2 separate regions of the Homo sapiens genome follow, and region 1 is linked to region 2. Evidence: read pairs that join two places in POLR2A ChIA-PET (ENCODE). Cell type or tissue: Panc1. All regions are shown on one strand. Each heading gives the region's core, and the rest is flanking DNA. Links, peaks and the distances in the headings are about the cores only.

Region 1 (9,583 bases), core at 625-8,624, 200 kb after region 2:
TACTGAATGTTTTATTTCTCCTGTTCTATTTTTAATTTGAAGGTTGGTTTTTGGTGCTCTTTTTGGTAAACTCTAGGCTTGTGGGTGGGGTTTTATTGATGGCGGGCTTCCCTGTGGGATGAGTTGGCTGAGCATTTTCTCGCAGATCCCCTACACTGGTTGGTCTCTTCCTGTAGGTGGGCCAGATGCCCCCAGGAGAGCTTCCAAACTCTTTCCTGAAGGCGGGCGCCACACTGCCAGCTGCCAGCACGCGGGGCTCCAGCAGGAAAGGAGATGTGTACTGATGACTTTGTATCCTTCCACACCGCCAAGTCAGCCACCACTCACTAGCTGGTTTTCAGTTTCTAAAACTGCGTTGCTGATGTTTGCATTCCTTTGGGATTTTTAATACTTTTTATGTATTATATATTGATATAACTATTAATTATGTATTAATATAACTTTACTGTTATTTAAATGGGATTTGGGAGGAATTGAGGCTAATGCAGTTTAGTTTTTGTCTGTTTATTTCTATTTCTACCTATTCTTTCATTTCCTCTCATTTTCGCTAATTTTTTTTCTAGTCTGAGGTTGTTACTTCATGCGATACTCGAACTCAGTGCCTTTGCATCTCCTCCCTGGTCTGTCTTGTGCTTTTGAATCTACACTACCTTTTCCTTTCAGCTATGAACACATTGCGATAATTCCATCTTAGACATTCGTTTGAACCCGCATCTTCCTCATTTTCTCTTTTGTATCTCTACTTCCTTTTGCAGCCGAGCTTTTAGAAAGTATCCCTGTCTCTGCTTCCTCTGAACTTATTCACCACTCTACCCATGGAAGGGGACTTCCTAGAAAGTCCCCAGATACCCCCACAGACACTTTCCTCTCTTGAGTTCACTCTACTGCTTAAGGCCATCTTGACTACATTCAGAATTCTCTTTTTCCCTTGTTTTTGTTATTATTAAAAGGAAGTTTATCTACACTGAAAGTAATGCATATTAATTATGTAAATTTGGAAAACAGAAACAATACAGGAAGGAAAGAGGAAATCCCATTCATACATGTACCAAACAGCGATAACTCCTGTTAAACTCAGGATGCATTTCCTTCCCAAGTTTTTGCTGAGAATATACTATTTGCGTAACTGGATAATTATCTATATGTACATGTGTTTGTATAGAGCGGCATGTTCTGATTTTATGGAAGGCTCCATATCCCCACATCCAATGATCTCAAGGATCACTCCACTTATATGTTCTCAAACTTAATATTTTTAAAGCGATTTTTCAGAAAATTGGTTGCTTTTAAGTTTCCCATCTGAACAATGAATCCTATCACTAGTCAACCAATTGACAAAGCCAGAAACCTGTGTCACATCTTCACCTTTTCCCTCTCCCTCACTTCTGCGATCTAACCAGTTGCAGCTCCTTTGAGTTTTTTATTTTATTCTATTTTTTGTTTTTTTGAGATGGAGTTTCACTCTTGTTGCCCACACTGGAATGTAATGGTGCAATATCGGCTCACCACAACCTCTGCCTTCCAGGTTCAAGCGGTTCTCCTGCCTCAGCCTCCCTAGTAGCTGGGATTATAGGCCCTTGCCACCACGCGCAGCTAATTTTTTTTTTTTTTTTTTTAGTAGAGACGGGGTTTCTCCATGTTGGTCAGGCTGGTCTCGAACTCCTGACCTCAGGTGATCCACCGGCCTTGGCCTCCCAAAGTGCTGGGATTACAGGCGTGAGCCACCGCACCTGGCCGGCTCCTTAGAATTTTAATTCACCTCTTCTAAGAACATCACTTCAGGTTATGGTTTCACACTTTTTGCCTGAAATATCGCATTAACCTCAGCGAAGACTTGGAACCAACCCAAATGTCCAACAATGATAGACTGGATTAAGAAAATGTGGCACATATTCACCATGGAATACTATGCAGCCATAAAAAATGATGAGTTCATGTCCTTTGTAGGGACATGGATGAAATTGGAAAACATCATTCTCAGTAAACTATCGCAAGAACAAAAAACCAAACACCGCATATTCTCACTCATAGGTGGGAATCGAACAATGAGATCACATGGACACAGGAAGGGGAATATCACACTCTGGGGACTGTTGTGGGGTGGGGGGAGGGGGGAGGGATAGCATTGGGAGAATTACCTAATGCTAGATGACGAGTTAGTGGGTGCAGTGCACCAGCATGGCACATGTATACATATGTAACTAACCTGCACAATGTGCACATGTACCCTAAAACTTAAAGTATAAAAAAAAAAAATCCTAGCAGCTAACCCTACCTCCTAGAACTATTCCTCAGAATGCTGGCAGAGCAATTGATGCTGCTCCCCAATGATGTCACTTGCTGAATCATGTCCTTTATTGAAAAATTCTTCAACATCTCCCCATAGCTTGCCGAATAAAGTTACGATTCCTTAGCCTGGGACTCAAGGCTTTCATGCGTCTTTCAGAGATGTCTGGCCTCTGTTCCTAGTTTTACTGGTTTCATCATCCCATACCTCTTTACTATGGGAACAATAGATCACGCCATTTCTTTCCTTCAAAACTTTCTTCATTCTCTTCTCTTTTTCCCTTTCTTATGTAGCTAATTTTTACACATTCTTCAAAATGTAGATGAGTGTCCTTTATTCAAAGAGGCCCTCTTTTATTTCCTAGTCTAATTTAGAAGCTTCTCCTAGCTGCTTCCATATCACCATCAGCTACCGTATCACTGAAATGATGATTTACTTTGATGTTCCTTCACTAATCTATCTATCAATCATCTATTATCTATCTATCCATCCATCCATCTTCAGAGTTGAGGCTGTGAGTTACTTGACATTGTATTTCTAATACCTAATCCAGGGTTTGATACAGGATAGACTCTCAGTGTTTACAGGAGGAATAGCTGCCCATTCTGAGTTTTTATGTGGATGCTCTATTTTCAAGGACAGTTCTTTTTTACTTTACACTTTTGTAATGAGTGTGTGAAGAGAGATTATTGCATAGGTGTGAGGGAGGAGGGAAAGAAATACAGAAGTTTATATAGGTCACCACAAAGGATTATTCCAAATTACCCTTTTGGGTTTCTCATAGCCGTTTTTAGGATAAGACTAGAATTAAACCAAAGTGTAAAAGTAGGAAGGGATGGGAAGTCCGCTCATTTGGAAGTCTAATCTAATGTAGTGCATGTTTCCACAGGGAAACTGTTGCAGAGGACAAGTGTCAGAAAAGTACTTTAATAGGTAATTGTTTGTGTTTGTGGTGCATTATTTTGCCAAATTACACAATATGGCAATAAGACAAAGTATATCATTTAAAATTATCCTGTTAAGGCCAGGTGCGGTGGCTCAGCCTATAATCTCAGCACCTTGGGAGGCCAAGGTGGGCAGATCGCTTGAGGTCAGGAGTTCGAGACCAGCCTGGCCAACATGGGGAAATCCCGTCTGTGCCAAAAAATAAATTTTGAAAATTTGCCAGGTGTGGTGGTGGGTGCCTGTAATTCCAGCTACTTGGAAGGCTGAGGCAGGGGGAACCCTTGAACCTGGGAGGTAGAGGTTTCAGTAAGCCGAGATGGTGCCACTGCATACCAGCCTGGGCAACAGGTGAGACCCTGTCTCAGAAAAAGAAAATTTTTAATGAAATAAAATAAAATTACCTTCTTAAAGCATATTGAATAGTAAAAATCATGTACAATAACACTACAAATAGTTGAGTTGTCATTGATTTTCCACGTAAAAGTTTTTTCTCTGTGTTTAATCATGTTTTTCTTTACAAGGTATCACTTGTTCTTTACCTTCTTGCGGTGTTTCTCTCTCAGTTCTTCAATAATAAAGCATCTCACAATGAGACCTGTGATTTCCTCAATTGAATTCCAAGTCCTCAGATATGGTATTGGAGCTTCTCAGCGATTTGATATATCCTAATCATGGTACCCTAATATTTTTTAGGCGGTGCAATATAATGTTGGAGATAGAAGGCTCCTAGATATCATGTAATGTAGAGACTCTGTAGCAGAAAGAAGTGGGCTTGAAGATGGGATAGTTAGTATCAAAAGCATATCATGGCCAGGCATGGTGGCTTACACCTGTAATCTTACCATTTTGGGAGGCTGAGGCAGGGGATTGCTTGACGTCAGGAGTTTGAGACCAGCCTGGCCAACATGGCAAAACGCTGTCTCTACTAAAAATACAAAAATTAGCTGGGTGTGGTGGTGGGTGCCTGTAATCGCAGATACTTGGGAGGCTAGGTGGGAGGATTGCTTAAGCCTGGGAGGTAGAGGTTGCAGTGAGCTGAGATCATGCCACTGCACTTCAGCCTGGGCGACAGAGCAAGACCCTGTCTCAAAAAAATGCATATTAGAAGGGGTGCCGATGGGAGCAAGAAGGTCTCTGCCAGTGGGGTCATTCAGGTCGTCAGGCCCCATACTCCCATTAATAAGGCTGCCTGAAAGAGAAGACAATCCTCAACCCAGTATGTCAGAGCTTTGAGATCTGTAGCTACTGTCTCACTCTTCTGCAGTTTCACACACTCTAAGGGACGTGAGTCATCAGATTTTCTGAGATATCAGGGTCTGGCAGACAATGCAGAATAATAAAAACATTACCCTAGAAATACAGAAGGAAACTCCTGTCTCAAGAAGAAATTGAACGTACTCAATGTGGAGGCCCAGAATCATCACTGGGACGGCTGTTTATCATCAGAGCCAATAATTTTTTTACAGTAAAGGACTTCCAAAATGACAAATGTGAAATTGTATGTCAAACAACTTTAATAAATGTTCTGTTAAAAAAATGTAGAAAAGATAAAAAGCATATCAGAAACTTTTCCAAAACATTTATCCCTGGCTTCTTGGTTTCCTCCCTCCTGAACTCTGAAATTCTTGTAAGTTTGGTGGCAGGCATGAGTGTTACACATACAGATACACATGCAAACAAAACAACTTTCCGGTGATCATAATATCCTCTACCTTTGCCTTTCTCTTTGAGTTCAGAACTATTGATTCAGTGTAGCTTTTGTTTTCAAGGAAACTATAGCTCAAAAAGTTCAAGTTTCACTGACTTGTCCTGGGTGATGGGGCTAGTTAATGGCAAAGCCAGTCCTGGAACCTCCGCCTCTCCTGCTGTTGGCAAAGCACTTCTGCTACACGCACTGCTTTCCTGGATGACTTTTAGAAACTGCCTCTTCAGCTTTGAAGAATCCAGAGAAATCTTTTTTCTCTTTTTTTTTTTTTTTTTGAGACAGAGTCTTGATCTGTTGCCAGGCTGGAGTGCAGTGGTGTGATCTCGGCTCACTGCAACCTCCACCTCCTGGGTTCAAGTGATTCTCCTGCCTCAGCCTCCCCAGTAGCTGGGACTACAGGCGCACGACCACGCCCAGGTAATTTTTGTATTTTTAGTAGAGATGGGGTTTCATCATGTTGGCCAGGAAGGTCTCAATCTCTTGACCTTGTGATCCGTCTGCCTCAGCCTCCCAAAGTGCTGGGTTTACAGACATGAGCCACCATGCCCGACCCCAGAGAAACCTTTAGCCTGACTCTTCAGATCTAGCAGCTCTAAGGACCATGACATCGTTCTGCTGGGGATGTTGTCCTGGCTTCTCCTCTCTCACTTTACTTCCAAAAGGCTTCCAGGACCAAGCAGCTATTGCAAGTTCCAGAGAATTATTTCTCCAAACCAGGACCTTATCCTATAGGTGTGAGAGCAAGGACTAGACAAGGAACCAGAGTAATGATGATTCTTCATTACACCTTCACATCTAAGCAGGCCTTAAAGGAAGGGACAAAGTTATCCTCAAAGGAATACACAGCTTGCCCAAATGCAGTTGGAGAACCAGGTGAGTGGTCCTCCCTGCCAACAAAGCAAAGTCTAGGCCTGCAAATCACTGCCACCAGGCGATAGAGAATGTAAACAATAATTCCGAGGCCTGACATAGCCAAGCGAGGTTGCTGCATTGCTCTGAAAGGCACAGATACTCTAGGGGGAAGGGGTTGCTTTGCATTTTGAGCACAATTTGGCCATGCAAGAATCTCCTTACCAAAATAAGCATCTTGAGCTTGCATTTTCTTTCTGGCAGGAAAAAGGCCTAGAACTTCCCAAGTGAACAAGCTACACCCACTTTTCAAATATTGTCACAAGTCATTGTAAAAATACTCTCTCATAAACGCTCTGGCTATAAGAGGAAAATAGAACCACACCAAACACCTCACCCCAATATTTCAGAGTCCCACATTGGGAGCAGTAAATAAGATTAGGGATTATAGCCTGCTCTGCGTTCATCTCTGTACAGAAATGTACTGCAGAAACCACACCCTTGTAAAAGGGAAAAGCAGGAGGAAGTGGACCCGTAAAAGCTAAGTAGTCAGAGGACATCCAGCTGGGGATAAAAGGCATTTTAGGACTGGCTCAGTGAAGTGCTGCAAACACAAGTTCACTGTAGAATAAATAGCCTGGGCTGTCTGGGCTGGAAGGTGGCAGCTGCATTTTATGTCCAGACTCGGGAGGCAGAGTTGAAACCTCACGTTCAACACTGGTCCCTGCCCCCAACACATAGGCACCAAGGCACATACATGCAGGATAAAATGTCTTCTCTTTGGATTAAAAAGTTAATAAAGCAATAGGTGATTGCCTAGAAGGGTGCATTCTAGAGTTTGCTCTAGCAAGCTAGGAAAACAACAGATGGTGGAAAGTTTGCTTCTCCTGCTTACAAACCACATGAAATGAGGCAGTGGAGTTGTCATTTAGCTTTTAGGAATTTAGCTTTTAGCTTTAGCATTTAGCTTTTAGTTTTGAGCAACTTGGATTCAATTCAAATGGTGCTTCAAGTTGTGTGATGTGTGTTATATCGGAGAGTATATTACTAGATTTTGTCCCATTTTTTAGCATTAGGATAGGCAACTCACCGGTTCCCGGGAACTGGCATGTGTGAGATGAGGAAGTAGAGGAGACCCTGAGGCCGTTGGTGGGCCTTACCTGCTGCCTTCTCTCCCTGCCAGGGTCAGGCCAGTCCTATTGCCTCTTCTCCTGGGGACTCCCACCCCTCTTCTCCTCCATCGCCATTCCAGAATACCACTGCCCACACTTGCTGCCTGAAAAGAAGAATGATCTGAAGTCCAGCTCTTTTCTCTCTAGTTCAACTTTACATCCATGTCATCCAACTTTCTACAGGAGCAAAGCTTTCCTGTGTGCAAAAGCTCTCCATCACTTTTCTTTATTTGTATAATACAATCCAAATTGGATCCGTCCTGCCTTGCCGGCCCCTTGCCCACTGCCTCATTGCCCAGGGATCTCTCAACCTCATCTCAATACACTCCCTTGCCTGGGCCCTGGCTTCTGCTTCATGAAACCCACTTTCCCCCAACCCATGTTGTTTATGGGAAGTCCTGCCCACTCCTGAAGCCTTTCCTCAGGTTCGTCTTTTCCAGAGGGACTTCCCTTATGCTTCACCATGCGCCGAGCCCTTCCCGCCCTGCTCTCCCTAGCGCTGTGTTGGTAGCTTTGCGACCGCACTGCCCATGGTTGGCTTCATGCCGTGCACATCTCTGAACCTCACTTCATGCCGTGAGCTCCTTGAACAGAGCAGAGAGGGAAGACTAGCATGAAGGGGTGATGGGGAGTCACGGCCTTAGGAGCAGGAGTCGGGAAGGTAACAATCACACAGAGATCTCTCATGTCACTACGCTGGTGTTATAATTCATGTCAGCCATGCACACGTACAATCCAGTATCTATAAGGCTTATACATATTCTTTAAAACCAAGGTTACATCTGCAATCACCATTCCATAGCATCTAGAAAGATGTAACGCCCGGCTATAAATAGGGTATACCCACAAAATATCATAGGACATTATTCAAAATCAGGATATTAAAAATTAAATCTGTTTAAAACACCTAGAAAACCCTTGAAAAACTTCTATGTAATCATTTACTTTTAATATTTGGGGAAAGAGCAGAAGAACATATGTCTGATCAAATTCACTACAACGGATTTTTTCACTTCCAGATTTACAGAATGCCTGTCACTTGCCTAAGTTCCTTGTTTAAAAAGAAAGAGACTTTTCTCCACACCACTTCTCAATATTTATTTATGCAAATGGGACATGAGTCACAAGCATGCAGAGATGAACCCTGATTTATGACAACATCAAGAAAATAGCTAAAAATATGTGTGTCTCAGGATGATTCAAAGTGCAATAGGGGAATTTCCAGTGATTTGGTAACAAATGTAGCAGCCCAACTCCCATTTATTTTTCCAGCAAATATTCCCAAGGAGCATGAAAAAATGACAGCTGCATAATCGCAACAGTTAATTTTTTCATGTTAGTTGATTCAACCTTTTTGTCAAAAAATGAGAGGAAGAATAAAGGAAAAGCAAGAGTGTAAATGGTAGATCAAATTCGCATATTAACAACTTTGGAAGTAAAAACTTCAATACTCTATCTGTAGCCAAATATTAATATTTTAGTCATTAAGCCTAATTGCGGAGAAGTTATACAATAAACAAGATGAGGCTATATTCTTGCTGAGGTATCTATGTGAAGGGTAGCACTCTAGAACTCTGGAGTTAAAAAGAACATGCAATATCCCTGAATTTGGCCTCCTACTTTGTTTGGGCAAGGATTGTCTCCAAAAACTGACCTCCGAGAAGTAGAATTTAGCCTGTTAAATACTTACAGTAATGGGTCACTCACTGCCTCTGTCTTGTTTTCGGGGCTGCTGTAACAAATTGCCACAAATTTAGTGGCATGAAAATCGCGATTTATCATCTCACAGTTCTGAAGGCCAGAAGCTCAAAGGTGTTTGGCCGGGCTGCACCCGCTACAGGGCCTGTAGTGGAGAATCCATTTGTTTCTAGTTTTTCGTGGCGTCTGGCTTCCTTAGCTAGTGCCACATTGCTCCAATCTCTGCTCCGTCTTCACATTATCTTATCCTCTGTGTGTCTCTTAAAAAGAGACTTGTTACTAAATTTAGGGATCACCCAGGTAATACAGAATGAGTTTCTCATCTCAAGATTTTTAACTTAATGACATCTACAAAGACCCCTTTTCTTTCTTTCCTTTCTTTTTTCTTTTCTTTCTTTTTTTCTGTCTTTATTTTTCTTTCTTTCTTTCTCTCTCTTTTCTTTCTCTCCTTCCTTTCTCTCTTTTCTTTCTTTCTCCTTCCTTCCCTCCTTTCTTTCCTTCTTTCCTTCTTTCTTTCTTCCTTCCTTTCTTTCTTCCTTCCTTCCTTCCTTCCTTCCTTCCTTCCTTTCTTTCTTTCTTTCTTTCTTTCTTTCTTTTTTTTTTTCTTTCTTTCTTTTTTGATGGAGTTTCACTCTTGTTGCTGAGCTTGGAGTGCAATGGTGTGATCTCAGCTCATGGCAACCTCTGCCTCCTGGGTTCAAGCGATTCTCCTGCCTCAGCCTCCCAAGTAGCTGGGACTATGGGCATGCGCCACCACGCCTGGCTAATTTTTGTATTTTTTTTTTTTTTTTAGTAGAGATGGGGTTTCTCCATGTTGGTCAGGCTGGTCTCGAATTCTCGACCTCAGGTGATCCACCCACCTCGGCCTCCCAAAGTGCTGGGATTACAGGTGTGAGCCACATCGCCCAGCCAAACACCCCTTTTCAA
Region 2 (9,583 bases), core at 819-8,818:
TTTCCTCGAGCACCCAGAACCCCGAGACCACCATGTAAACGGGTCCAGGACAGGCTGCGGGATGATCACAGACACAGGGCCTAGGAGCTGCTGCCTGCAGCGAACACCCAGCCACCTCCTGGGAGCAGGGCCCTCGAGCTCAACAGCAACTGATCAAACATGAGTCAGCCCGTGGAAAACAGCCAAGGAAACACCCAGCTGAGCCCAGCCCAAATCGCCCACCCACAGAACGGTGACCCAAATGAGTGGAGGCTGTTCTAAGCTATGAGGTTTTGGGATGGTTTGTTTCCCAACAAAAGGCTAAATGCCATTCTCTGTAATTTCCTTCACAATACTTAATATTGGCCCAAAGACAATAAAACGTTTCAGTTCAGCTCTGGATTTGCCTACACTTATTCCACTTGAGTTTCTCATGTATTTCATCTAACCTAACAGCCATCTCCACATTCCTCACAAGATTCAACCTCTCCCAGACTCAACCTGCCTCTCATCTAACCCAACCACCATCTCCCCACTCTTCACAACACTCAACCTCTCCCAAACTCAACCTGCCTCTCATCTACTAATCCAACCACCATCTTCCTATTTCTCACAAAACTCAACATCTCACAAGCTCGACCTGCCTCTCATCTAACCCATCCACCATCTTCCTATTTCTCACAACACTCAACCTCTCCCAGACTCAACCTGCCTCTCATCTACTAATCCAACCACCATCTTCCTATTTCTAACGAAACTCAACATCTCCCAAACTCAACCTGCCTCTCACCTAACCTAACCACCATCTCCCCATTTCTCATAACGCTCAACCTCTCTCAAATGCAACTTGCTATGAACAGATTTCTACTCAAATACACAGTGAACAACTTCCACAACGGTTTCCTTTCCTTCCTTTAATCATCCTAAAGAGTTACTTTTAAATAGAATAATGAAGTTAACTGAACTAGCTACTGATAATTTTCTATTTATATGAGTGGAAGGTTTAGAATCAGAGTTCCTAAGTAGCAAGAAGAGTTGACAAAGAACAAATGAGTTTTTAAAAAACTTTTACTTAGATGTAGTTACTAAAATAAGAAAACTACTTTTAGTTTACATACATATTATTTTTCTTAAAAGAGTCTGGTAACTAACTAAATTTCCCCCCATTATTCAACCACCCTTTAAAAGAAAGTGTTTGGTTTTAAGTAAATTGCACCTCTCCACAGAAGTAACCAAGACACTTAAAATACAAAACAGGCTGGGTACAGTGGTTCACACCAGTAATCCCAGCATTTCAGGAGGCTGAGGAAGGCAGATCACCTGAGGTCAGGAGTTCATGATCAGCTAGCCAACATGGTGAAACCCCGTCTCTACAAAAAATACAAAAATTAGCCAGGCATGATGGCGGGTGCCTGTAATCCCAGCTACTTGGGAGGCTGAAGCAGAAGAATCGCTTGAACCCAGGAGGCAGAGGTTGCAGGGAGCCAAGATCGTGCCACTGCACTCCAGCCTGGGCAACAGAGCGAGACTCCATCTCAAAACAAAAACAAAACAAAACAAAAATACAAAACAGCTTTTTCAAAGGATAGTTGGGTGAGCTCAATTTAATCCAGAAAACCAACAGTTTCAAAAATAATCTGTGAATCTCTAGAAGTAACTATTTTCTTAAGTTTTAAGAAATTCATCAATAATGATACTAACAAAAATAGATCCTACTAATCTGAACGTTTTTTAGAGTTCAAGTTTTTGCTGAATAATGTGCAATGGCAATGGATACTCATCTTTTATACTTAAAACAAAAGAAATACTTTTCAATCCAGAGGATGATACAGGCAATAGCACTACTCTACAGCCCAAGGACACAACACGTAACTCAGGTATATTCACCTGGAAGGCCAGCCTCAGAATCTAGATACTCAATCTCACAAAGGAGGCTGCTCCTAGGTAAGCAAAGCAGAAACAAAGAGGAACCCGCATTGCTACTAAACTGCTTTGTTGTTCTTATTCTTGTAATTTTGGAAGGTATGGGAGACAGGGTGTCTCAAGTGGAAGAGCAGCCTTAACTATATTAAAAAGGACAAATTTAAAAGGGCTTTCTCAACAATAGTTATTTAGATAAGCGTTTCCCTTTAGTATTTTGTTACAATCTATTTCCATTTTAAATTTTACGCATTCAACCAGTATTGGCTGGATGCCTAGATGCCAGTCAGTTCCTAAGTAAGTGATACAGACACGGACAGAGTCCAGTTTCAGCCTTATATTCTGGTGGAAGTCAAATGACAAAAGCAGATTTTTTAAACATGCTAAAATAATTTTTAATATGTATTATATATAAAACACACACACACACACACACACACACACACACACACACACACATTTTTGAGACGGAGTTTCACTCTTGTCCCCCAGGCTGAAGGGCAGTGGCACAATCTCGACTCACTGCAACCTCCAGCTCCCAGATTCAAGCAATTCTCCTGCCTCAGCCTCTGGAGCAGCTGAGACTACAGGTGTGCGCCACTAGGCCCAGCTAATTTTGTATTTTTAGTAGAGACAGGGTTTCACCATGTTGGCCAGGCTGATCTTGAACTCCTGACCTCAGATGATCCGCCCGCCTTCACCTCCCAAAGTGTTGGGATTACAGGCGGGAGCCACAGCGCCCGGCCATAGGCCCTAGAACACTTATTTTAAAAATTACTGACCTTAAACTCTAATCTTGATACTTTGTAGATATGAAACTTCGTGTGACTTCTTTCTGAAATCAACATTCTGCCAATTAAAACCACATATGGATATTACTCATGTTCATACTTTCCTAATCAGTTTCCATCTTCTAAATGAGCTTGCCACACTATTAAGAAAAAGCACTTCCTTTTAAAATTTTTTAGATCCTTAAAAAATAACTGATTTCCATTTTGTTGCCTCAACCAACAGACTAACTTGGTATTTACATGACAAACCCGCCTTTTTTCACTTAAATATGTAAACACCTTCAGCTGGGCAACAAATCGAAAGAAGAGGATCATGGGACAAACATGCACAGGATCTATGAAAAGATGAACACCCCCTGAGCAGGCAGCTACTCGGTACCAGCCCTGTGCCAAGCACTGTGATAAGAGGAACACGGACGTCTGAGACAGAGTAATGTCAAGCAGCCCTAAGAATAAAGAGGCAAGTAAAAAAATTAATAGAAAGCTAAAAGCAAACCAGGACCCACAAATGCATTTTGGAGAATCTTTTAACTAAGAACTTATGGCAGGGCTATTTTCCATAGAGGTCAAAGAACATACGGCAAGTCCATTTAAATAAAAATTCTGGACTGGGCACAGTGGCTCACGCCTGTAATTCCAACACTTTGGGAAGCCAAGGTGGGCAGATCACTTGAGATCAGGAGTTCGAGACCAGCCTGGCCAACACAGCAAAAACTCGTCTCTAGTAAAAACAGAAAAATTAGCTGGGTGTGGTGGTGCACACCTGTAATCCCAGCTACTTGGGAGGCTGAGGCAGGAGAATCACTTCAACTTGGAGGTGCAGGCTGCAGCAGGCAGAGATTGAGCCACTGCAACTCGACTCTGGCCTTGGCAACAAAGCAAGACTCTGTCTTAGAAAATAATTAATTAATTAATTAATTAATTCTGTCTGCCAAGGGAGCTAACTTTATCATTAGAGGCCTGAGTTTCCTGACAGATTGCCTTAATAAGTAAAGGAATACTAGTGGTGTGGCATTAAGGGTTTTCCATGGTGAGCTGGCAAAACTAAAGACCAAAGCCTGGCCTAGAAAGCTGCTTAACTTAAACGAGGTATCAATGACCCTTGGACAACACGAGTTTGAACTGCACAGGCCCATTTACACATGAACTCTTTTCAACTGAAGGCAAATCAAAAACACAGTACTCACAGCACGCGAAAGCGCAGCGTCTGTGGAGGGCCGGCTGCGGGACCTCAGAACGCACAGATGTGGGTGTGCGCGGACGGTCCAGAAACCGATCCCCATGCTCTCCGAGGGATGATGCACACTGTTCATTATATCTGTTTTATTTGTGCCGTATGCCTCAATGGGGAGACAGAACATCTGATGAAACAGGTGTATAAAGAACTACAGGTTCTTATTTCACTTGGAAACAGCCTTGAATGACGGTTTCTCCTAAATCATTTCAGGCACATGTACAAATATATAGAAAAGTGACCTGTCCATTGTTAAGGTTTATCTAGCTCATTTATAATTTTTATACAGGTTTTATTTCTCTATTACATTAAGCACCATATAATGTATGTAGAAATACTTGCAGGTTGTAAGGCATTATAAAAATGCTTGTCACTGTCACTGTCATCACTGCCATCATCATCATCACCATTATCCTTACCCGCTGGTCCTCCTTTATGAGAATTTGTGAGGACTGACAACCCTGGAACCTCCAGAACAGAGGATCTCAAAACCAGGATTCCAAGAAGACGGTCAGTGCATGAACACAGGTTCGGCACTTCACTGAGCCCCTTGGTATTGAATCAAATCACTGTCTCTCTGAAGAAAGAATATACAGCTTTCCACAGATTCTCAAAGTTTCTGTGACGCCAAAACCATCAAGAACCACAGTTTTGGAGCCTACAAATAGGCGTCCAGGGTGGCAGAAAAGAAGCTTCGCTCAACCTTCACAACTGCAATTACTGTGTGTTACAATCTATTTGCTCACAAAACAAATGAGGGCTACTTACTGCTCTATCAGCCACTGTGCTTAGAAGAGGGTAGACAGATGATTACGCTGGACTGTGTCCTTGAGTTCATGGAGACGGACTGAAGTCACAGACAGGCCGCGCACTGAGTCATACACTACAACAGAGGAACACACAGGAAGTGCCCCCGCAGCGAAGAGAAGCAAAGGCTACCTGGCTTGAAGGAAAGGTTTCCCCGGAGACCCCACGATGGCTTACCAGGCCAGCCTAACCATTATGCATTGAGTGCCTGTTATATACACCAAGCATTCAAAGACTTACGTGCGCCCACAAAGAGCTGACAATCTAGAGGAAAGGCGCGTGTAAATAAACAATTACACTAGAGTGATACTGCAGTCATATGTTTAAGTACATAAAAGATAAGAAACAGCTCCACGTAACGAAGAGGGCTGTCAAGAAAGCTTTATTAAGTAGAGTTATGAGATAATACGAGCTGACCACTGTATGCCCAAAGGCAGGGAGACAGAAAACGGCGAGGCACAGAGGGGTAGAGGGCTGCACAGGGCAGGGGCTGAGGGACCAGGGCTGCACAGGAGCCAGTGAGGGAAGCACGGGTGATGTTAAATGGGAGAGCAGGGAGGCCTGTTAGGGCAATGCGGCTCCGCCACGGAGAGACTGGACCCCGTGCGATGGGAGACAGTGAAACGGGTTAAGGAGGATTCCGTGACAGATGAACACCTCAGCTCAAGAATCACGTCTGTATTGTCAGAATGCCTCCTAACGCATCACACCATAAACTACATCAACTGGCACGCGCTACTTTCCTTTAAAAAATGCAACAGAATATTTCAAAATTCAATGGCACTAAGTCGACGTGCATCATATTTCCATCATTTGTCGTGTTTTTATAATTTGGCACAGACATGAACTCCATGAGCAGAGTATAACACCACGTAATTTTACTCACTAATTGTGACAATCTAGTGAGACAGTCTATGGAAAGACCATAAAATAGGGCCTGTACACGGCAAGTACTCACTAAACGTTAACTATAATTACATGCTGATGATGATTAAGAAGAAAAAGCTTACCTGTGATAAGAATATGGTTAAATTATCACAAACCAGAAAGCAGTCTTCAGAAACTACATAAATAGCTGAGTAACTTTTATTAAAAAAAAACAAAAAACCAATTGATTTAAAACTAAAAAGACTGTATTAGTAGACTCTCCCCAACATGAAATGAGTAAGACATTCTAAAGAATCCCATTCAACAGGTTGAGCCACTCGGAGGCCTAGCAATGGACCGAGTTCAACATGGTATCAGATATTCGAGGAGATATGGTACTGTTGAACTGGCAAGGCAAGTTAATTGATAAGACTGGCCCTTGAAGTATATATGTGAATAGTTTCCTAGACTTACTGTCACTGCTGTGAAACTGGAGAACTGCCAATTCAACAAGTACAGGCATGTGCCCTTGAACGGCAATCTTTCCAAGTCCATTTATTCCTAGTAACAAAGACAGAAAAGATTGCGCTTTGTGGCACTATGTCTTGTATGGAGCATGCACTATTTATAAGCAGCATGGTCTGCTGTTTGAAAAAAAAAAAAAAATGCCAGAAAGGCAACTGCAAAATAACAGTACACAAAACACACACTAATAAATAAAAACGTGACAAATCCAGCCCTACGAACTAAAATAATCCAAAAAGTAAAAACAATGGGAACTAAATGGTAAGAAAATCTCCAACATTTAAACTAACACCTAAAGCTTAAAATCTTTTCAATTTTCATAGTTGTACACGGTAGGTAATACGGAAAGAACAGACCAGGTATTAAGTGAACATTAAACCTCTACACACACAGGTCACTCAACAAATTACGAACACCCAATCCTTAAACATCCTTAGGACAAAAAACAGTTCCCTGGCAAGGGGGACGGTGAGTAAGCTTACTCTGGCTTTCTTGCCCCGTACTAGATGGCCAAGAGGACAGCTGCTGATGCCAAGGCACCAAGGAGGACAAGGCAAGAGAACGATGGCCTCATGTAACTCGATGCAGAGGGAGGTACAAATCACGTTAGCTTTGGCGTGCAGGCCTGAAAGCTGGGACCTAACCACCATCTTAAACATGGTTTCCACAAGAAAAGCCTTCCAACAATTAACGTCCTGTCCAGTTCAGATGGGCAGCATTTTTACCGATTAAATCACACTTTTACAACTGCAAACACAAATATGACACCTGTCCATCTCTTCAATGGCCAATGAGACAAGGGAAGCTACAGGCACTCACCTGGATTCACCCACGCCTTCGCTGGCCTGATCTTGACTTGCTGACTGCCACCGCGACGGAATTCAAACTCCTGTCCTCCTAATTGTGCTAGATAGCAATATGTCATTCAGAGTAAAAATGCTGGAAGATTCTTACATTCAAGACTCCTTCAGGACCAAGCATCGAATCTAGGATTCAAGGCTGCAACCTGGCCTAACCCAGCTTAGCACAGAAACCCACTTCACTAGTCGTTTTTGAACAGGCTCCCTCGCAGCATCCGTAGATCATTCTTCAAAGAGTAAGAGGAGTAAAATGCGGTTCTGGCACTTAGCACCCAAGAAGTCTTGGGCAAGTTACTTAACCTCTCATTGACGTTTCATCCTGTAATGTAGGGATAACAGAGTCCACCCGGTGGTTGTGAGAATTAAATGGACTGGCACACACAGAATGCCGGGCCCAGTGCCCGGCTGTGACACTCAGTGTCGTGGTTATTACTAGACTGGTGCTCACCACCAGTGTCATTACCACTGACAGCATGAGGACAAAGCCGGCCTGTCTGACGTAAGCTGTTTCCACCCCACACCTCCAGGTCCCGGCCCCTGCACACTCTGAGAATTACATCACAGCACGGTAAGCGTCACTGCGTGCTGCTCCACAACGTGGGACGGCCCTGAGTCACGGTCCCCCGAGTTCCCATCCACAGCCTTTCCAGGCTAGACTTGTTCAGTCAGTAACGCATCAACGTGGTAAACATCATACAAATAACTAAAGAAAAGCTGAATCTCTGTTGTTTTTAGTAAGAAAATGGAACTTCCTTAGGATTTCGACTAGATCCTATTTTCACCTTAACATCTTCCTGCTTCAAAGAAGGACCCTTCCCCTGGTAGAAATTGTTACCACGCCCTGCTTGACTCAGAATCACACACACACAAGATTTTTATCCCAGAACACAGCAACAACACACTGTGGTAACATCATTTCTGCCAAGACACAACTTCCAGTCTCCCTGTGGCTGGGAAACGAGCTTCTTTTCTCTTAAGCTTTCCTAGGAGGAGAACATAAAGAGCCAAGAGGACAGCAGCTGCTGCCACTTCAGGGAGGAGCCAGCAACACAAAAGCCCTTTCACCAGCACATTTTTTAACTCTCTGCCGGGCCTCCCACCCGTCTCTAATCAAGTTCCTGCTGCCAGGAATTCTAGCCCCAGCTCCCACAGGGCATCAGGTCCCACCACAGCAGGCCAGGCTTCCAGCAGCCACCCAGCTCTCAGCCACTTGCAGACCCTTTAGTCAGGATCCGGGGCCCGTCAGCCTCCTCCACATTCCTTCTCCTGTCACAGGAGGACGTGCAGCAGGAGCAGGGATCCCAGGATGTAAGTAAAATATCCTACTTTATATGAGGAAAAGGGTTTCTAACTTGAATGAATAATAAATAGCTGAAACATTCAGAGTTCTGCAGAACCAGACAGAAGCTCCAGAAACATTTTCCCTGACTGAGGTCAACAATCAGGTTAGCCTGGGCCGGAATTCCGTTCCGTTCCCACTGTAGAAACGCACTCACCTGTGTGCACCTAAGCCGGGCGGCCAGGAGCCGACCCCACACAGGTGACACAGGGATGAGGCCAGGAGCCGACCCCCACACAGGTGACACAGACATGAGGCCAGGAGCCGACCCCCACACAGGTGACACAGGGATGAGGCCAGGAGCCGACCTCCACACAGGTGACACAGACATGAGGCCAGGAGCCGGCCTCCACACAGGTGACACAGGGATGGTGCTCCAACACTCTCCATCGTGTGAATGCAGCCATTTTCTCTTAAGAAAAATGTCCTCATTTCCCTTCCTGTATTTCATGAATGCTGACTTAAGTTGTGACAACGGCTGTACTTCCATATTAATTCATTCCCAGTCTTTTCATCAAAACGTAAATTTCAATCCTGAAACCAGGATTGGGATGCTAAAAGTAACACAGCAGTAATATGTTTAGAGATCTGCTCTTATCTTAATGAAAAACACGGGCTCCCCAAATAAGTAGAGTCAGAAGGGGAAACACTCGTCCTGGGCTGCTTTGTATACTAACATTAACAGCCAAAAAGAGAACCAAACTACTCTAGACTGAAGGTCAAACACATTCCAGGGCGTCCTGTACGCAATACACACATCAGGGAACAGACCTCAACCCAACACTGCTTCAACACCAACTTCTATTCACAATTTCTACAAAATCTTCTGGCCAGGCATTTTTCTAGACATTCCCTTAGTTTTAAAAATGAACAAAAAGCTGCAGCATTTCATTGGTGCTCAAGTAATAATTAACTTGCTAAGTACACATCAGCTAAGAACACTACACCAAATTTATTCCACACACCCACAAGAGGGATGCTCCAGATTTTATTCTGCTTAAATTACAGGAAAACCTGTTGAAGCTTACAACAAAGCAACAGAGAATGGATCTGAAGTAGAAGAGGGGGTTGGATGCTGAGACGCATGGCAGGCAGACCGAACCCTGAATGTGGGATTACACATGCTTCAAAGATCTTTACTCCGCTAAACATCTTTGTTAAATCTACTTTATAATCCTCACTGTAGACCTTACAGATAGCAATCTGAGGAGGAGAATCTTAATTAGAGCTCTGGAAACTGGCTCTCTAACGAGACCGACTT

The links. ChIA-PET counts read pairs that join two places held together with the same protein. Peaks named below come from ENCODE experiments on the same cell type or tissue, not always from the same donor. Only the 100,000 strongest peaks of a DNase experiment are listed, where the experiment ranks them.
Region 1: POLR2A ChIA-PET joins it to region 2 with 13 read pairs; 2 of 35 experiments call an interaction of 5 or more read pairs at or near these places.

What each region holds. Positions count from the first base shown.
Region 1 is chr4:186,896,190-186,905,772 of GRCh38, forward strand. All of the region lies in intron 1 of LOC102723906 (a long non-coding RNA gene), which reads left to right. It also overlaps the pseudogene MRPS36P2. Among named protein-coding and RNA genes, the nearest start is that of FAT1, 180 kb to the left of the region's middle. In Panc1, for the core only: no CTCF peak of the experiment used is centred there; no DNase peak of the experiment used is centred there.
Region 2 is chr4:186,693,446-186,703,028 of GRCh38, forward strand. The region is part of intron 2 of FAT1 (FAT atypical cadherin 1); the gene reads right to left. Among named protein-coding and RNA genes, the nearest start is that of FAT1, 26 kb to the right of the region's middle. In Panc1, for the core only: no CTCF peak of the experiment used is centred there; no DNase peak of the experiment used is centred there; H3K4me3 peaks cover 1,298 bases; H3K27ac peaks cover 7,749 bases.